Linked DNA regions of Homo sapiens: region 2 is linked to region 1. Evidence: read pairs that join two places in POLR2A ChIA-PET (ENCODE). Cell type or tissue: GM12878. All regions are shown on one strand.

Evidence for each region. Peaks named below come from ENCODE experiments on the same cell type or tissue, not always from the same donor. Only the 100,000 strongest peaks of a DNase experiment are listed, where the experiment ranks them.
Region 2: POLR2A ChIA-PET joins it to region 1 with 6 read pairs; 9 of 35 experiments call an interaction of 5 or more read pairs at or near these places.

The regions. Positions count from the first base shown.
Region 1 is chr3:10,091,923-10,094,422 of GRCh38, forward strand. It overlaps FANCD2 (FA complementation group D2), which reads left to right. Exons shown (of 44, transcript NM_001018115.3): 38 at 259-330; 39 at 1,363-1,401; 40 at 2,367-2,441. It also overlaps a transcript of FANCD2OS not described here. Among named protein-coding and RNA genes, the nearest start is that of FANCD2OS, 15 kb to the right of the region's middle. In GM12878, no CTCF peak of the experiment used is centred here; no DNase peak of the experiment used is centred here.
Region 2 is chr3:10,144,037-10,146,536 of GRCh38, forward strand. VHL (von Hippel-Lindau tumor suppressor) reads left to right here. Exons shown (of 3, transcript NM_000551.4): 2 at 2,478-2,500. Among named protein-coding and RNA genes, the nearest start is that of VHL, 3.5 kb to the left of the region's middle. In GM12878, no CTCF peak of the experiment used is centred here; no DNase peak of the experiment used is centred here; H3K4me3 peaks cover 1,744 bases; H3K27ac peaks cover 73 bases.

The sequences.
Region 1 (2,500 bases):
TTGCAAAGGCTTTTACTTACTTGGGAATTGCTGAAGAGGAAACTTTTTAGAAAGTCTGTCCCTATGAGGTGTTCTAATGTTACCACAACATGTGCAGGCCTCAGAACCATCTTGTGGATGCACTGGTTGCTACATCTAAGGATAATTGGCTTAAATATCTGTATAGCTATGTAATTCAAGAACTATATCTTAGTGGGAATACAGTAAGGGAAGTATTTGGCTGTGACTCAGAGGTGCCCATATATTTGGCTGCCCCAGATTCATGAAGAGAAACTCCTCTACTGGAACATGGCTGTTCGAGACTTCAGTATCCTCATCAACTTGATAAAGGTGAGTATGGAGACTGCTTGACACATCTCACCAAATAACTGCAGAAACCAAGTGTCCTGGCTTCCAAAATGGACTTTCCTTGCTCCTCTTCCCACTCTTCCTTGGGGCCTGCTCTCCCTGAGTCGTCTTCTTCCTTTGTCCCCCTACCCATCCTGGATAACCCCTTTTCTCACTAGGCATTTTTTTTTTTGTCTTTTCCTTCCTTCCTCCTACTTATGCCACAATACTATTTAATGACTCCTTCCATCTGTAATTCCCTCACTTTTTCACCTTGCCTTGGATCCTCTATGATCTGAGCGCACATTCCCTCTTCTAACCCTGAATGCCCTCGTTCTCCTTTAAACACACTGTGCTCTCACCCACTCCATCGTGGTTTTGCTCAGCTTGTTCCCCCAGCCTAGAATGTCCTTGTCTCTCCACCTCTTTCATGTCTTTTTTTTTTTTTTTTTTTTTTTTTTGAGGCAGGGTCTCACTCTGTTGTCCAGGCTGGAATGCAGTAGGGTGATCACAGCTCACTGCAGCCTCAACCTCCTAGACTCAAGAATCTTCCCACTGAAGCCTCTGGAGTAGCTGGGACTACAGGAACATGCCACCACACCCAGCTAATTTTTCTATTTTTTGTGGAAACAGGGTCTCATTCTGTTCCCCAGGCTGGCCTCGAACTCCTGGGCTCAAGTGATCCACCAGCCTCAGCCTCCCAAAATGCTGGGATATCAGGCATGAGCCAGCATGCCCAGCCTCATCCAGTCTTTCTTAAGTCTTCAGATCAAGGTTTTGGACCTCTAATAATGCCATCTTCTCAACACTCCCAGTTGGAATCAGTTTATTTCTCTTTGCTCGTCTCTTCCTTTTCTTGAACTTCAGTTGTGATAATTACTTTATTCTGCTTTGTAATATTAATTTAAATGTTGACATTCCTCCATTTTAGAATTCTCTGCAGCACCCAAAGCTGTGCTTTGCGCAGCGGGAAAGAGGCTGGAGTGCTCAAAGGAGCAGATCTCAGCCTTGGTTTCTTGTCTTTCACCTCTCCAGGTATTTGATAGTCATCCTGTTCTGCATGTATGTTTGAAGGTGAGAGATTTACTGGGCCCTGTTTCATATTTATTCTTCCTGTGGATCACTCTAGAGAGGACCTCAGCTGAGATAAATTGCTCAATTTCTTGCCCACAAGCCAGAGTTTCCAGAATCTATGCCAGTTTAGGGAAGGCAATGGATGCATTTTCCCACCCTAGTTGGATGATTGGAGAAGCCAGTTTTCCTATGAATTTGAAAACTTTTGGTAAGAATCTTAGTACTAGGAGGAATGGCTTCAGGGCAGTTGAGTTTAGGAGCAGTAGTTACCTTCCGTGCCATTCCTTACCAGGCAAAAGGGAGGAAGGAGGAGTAGATGATTTTTCTTTAAAGTCTATGGGTGGCCTTACAAATGTGGGATCTGATATCCTGATAATTGCCAAACTTCTCTTTTGTGGGAATAGCCTGTATTAGCCCTAGATTTGATGGGAAGTCCAGTCAGAATGTTATGGGGAGAATGCTACTTCGCCACTCCTCAAGTTTCCTTCCAAGTGGATGGTGCCCCATTCTTGTCATCTCCTGGTCACTCTCCCTTTTTACTCCACCCTTGCGCAATGTGGGAGATGGGCAAGTTGGAGAGAGGAGTCATTTATCTGATTGGGAAATTTAGAAATTGGTCATATGCTTTCTCAGCTTTACCCAGTTTTTCCCTCTTGGGAGTAAGTTATCCTCAGATAGAGCTCCCCTCTACTCTATGCTCTCACTCCTAAGCTGAGCAAGTTCCCTGTCCATCGACTGTATCTGTGGTAGGTAAGTCTGCCTAATTCTGGGGCTTAGTTAACAGGCCTATTTGATTTTTGTATTAAGTTACATTCTCCAAATAAACCTTTTGGACCCTTCCCAATTTGTTTTTTATATATATAAATAAGAAAATAAAACCCTTGGGCTGGATGAGACTATTCTGCCTCAGGGGCCTTTCAGTGAGATACCTCAGCTAGAGGTAACAGTGTGTCTCTCTTCTTCAGTATGGGCGTCTCTTTGTGGAAGCATTTCTGAAGCAATGTATGCCGCTCCTAGACTTCAGTTTTAGAAAACACCGGGTAAGAGCTAAGAGCAGAGAACAAAGATATGCACTGAAGAGTTGCTCAGAAGATATGTC
Region 2 (2,500 bases), 52 kb after region 1:
TACACCAGACTTCTAATGTTAGATGAAGAACACAGTATTTCCAGGGATCAACATTTCTGTAGGCTCCTATTTTATATAGGAAATTGTATGAATTTTGTATTTTACTCCAAAATTTTTCTGTGCCCGATTTAATATAAAAATTTACTGAGCCTGGGTGCAGTGGCTCATGCCTGTGATCTCAGCACTTTGGGAGGCTGAGGCAGGAGGATTTCTTGAGCCCAGGAGCTGGAGACCAGCCTGTGCAACATAGTGAGACCCTGTCTGTATTTAAAAAAAAAAAAAATTCTTGAAAAATTAGCAGGGCACATTCCTGCCTTTAGTCCCAGCTACTTGGGAAGCTGAGGCAGGAAGATCACCCGAACCCAGGAGTTGGAGGCTACAGTGAACTATGATGGTGCCTCTGAATAGTTGCTGTACTCTAGTCTGGTAACACAGCAAGACCCTGTCTCTCTATCTTGTCTTTTTTTTTTTTTTTTTTGAGACAGGATGTCCTGCTGTTGCCTGGGCTGGAGTGTGGAGGCTGGAGTTTGGTGGCATGATCACGGCTCATTGCACCCTTAACCTGGGCTCAAGCAGTCCTCCCAGAGCTTCAGCTTCCCAAAGTAGCTGGGACTATAGGCATGCTCCACTATGTCTGGCTAATTTCTTTTTTTATTTTTATTTTTAGTAGAGATGAGGTCTTGCTATGTTGCCCAGGCTGAGACCTCATCTCTTTTTTATTTTTTTAAAATTTTTTATTATACTTTAAGTTCTAGGGTACATGTGCACAACGTGCAGGTTTGTTACATATGTATACATGTGCCATGTTGGTGTGCTGCACCCATAGAGACCTCGTCTTAAAAAAAGAAAATAACATTACTTTTGAAGGTACTTAATGCACTGAATTGTACATTTAAAAATGGTTAAAATGGTAAATGTTTGAGGCAGGTAGATCCACCTGAGGTCAGGAGTTCAAGACCAGCCTGACCAATATGGTGGAACCCTGTCTCTGCTAAAAATACAAAAGTTAGCTGCATGTGGTGGCATGCGCCTGTTTAGTCCCAGCTACTCGGGAGGCTGAGGCAGGAGAATTGCTTGAACCTGGGAGGCGGAGGTGGCAGTGAGCCAAGATCACACCACTACACTCCAGCCTGGGCAACAGAGCAAGACTCCATCTCTAAATAATAAATAAAATGGTAACTTTTATGTATATTTTACCAAAATTTAAAAAATTACAAGTTTACATTTCTTAAAATTTCCCATCAAATCTGTAAGTAAATTTATGCCCCGAGGAACAAGTGCTATATTTATTCTAAGACAACCTCCTCCTTCCTTAAACAGAATCTTAGGGCTGGAGGATTGCTTCCTGCCCTCTTTTGTTTGTGATGTATGCATTTTGAAAATTCTGGGCCAGGCGCAGTGGCTCACTCCTGTAATCCCAGCACTTTGGGAGGCCGAGGCGGGCGGATCATAAGATCAGGAGATTGAGACCATCCTGGCTAATACGGTGAAACCCTGTCTCTACTGAAAATAACAAAAAATTAGCCGGGCGTGGTGGCGGGCACCTGTGGTCCCAGCTATTTGGGAGGCTGTGGCAGGAGAATGGCATAAACCTGGGAGGCGGAGCTTGCAGTGAGCCGAGATCGTGCCACTGCACTCCAGCCTGGGCGACAGAGCAAGACTGCATCTCAAAAAAAAAAAAAAGAAAAAGAAAAGAAAATTCTGGTATAATTTACATACAGTAAAATGCACAGATCTTAGGGTTTGATGAGTTTTCTCTCGACATGTTTTTGCACTTCCTTGTTTTTGAGAAGCACTGATTTGAGAAGTCAGTGGCTTTTTCTCTTTAGTTTGCAGGGTTTGCTGTGATTTGTAATCACGTACTTGACCTAGGCTTCCCTTTTCCACCATGGTAGCAGAAAGGGCATGGGATTGAGAGCTTTAAGTACGCGCTCTTTGCTTACTGTCTTATACCTTGAGCATGTCACTTCTCTCAGACTTGTTTTCTCATCTGTAAATGGATCTGTTGTGAGGACTGACTGAGATAATGTTACTAGAAGGGCTTTGTATAATATTTAAGCAGAGTGAGAGGTAAGCTTTTTGTGTAGGTCAGGGGAAATGGAGAAAATAGGTGCCCTGACTCAGACCAGTCTGGCTCTTTTTTTTTTTTTTTTTGGAGACGGAGTCTTGCTCTGTCACCCAGGCTGGAGTGCAGTGGCGCGATCTCGGCTCACGGCAAGCTCCACCTCCTGGGTTCACACCATTCTCCTGCCTCAGCCTCCCGAGTAGCTGGGACTACAGGCGCTCGCCACCACACCTGGCTAATTTTTTTGTATTTTTAGTAGAGACGAGGTTTCACCACGTTAGCCAGGACGGTCTTGATCTCCTGACCTCATGATCCGCCTGCCTCGGCCTCCCAAAGTGCTGGGATTACAGGTGTGGGCCACCGTGCCCAGCCACCGGTGTGGCTCTTTAACAACCTTTGCTTGTCCCGATAGGTCACCTTTGGCTCTTCAGAGAT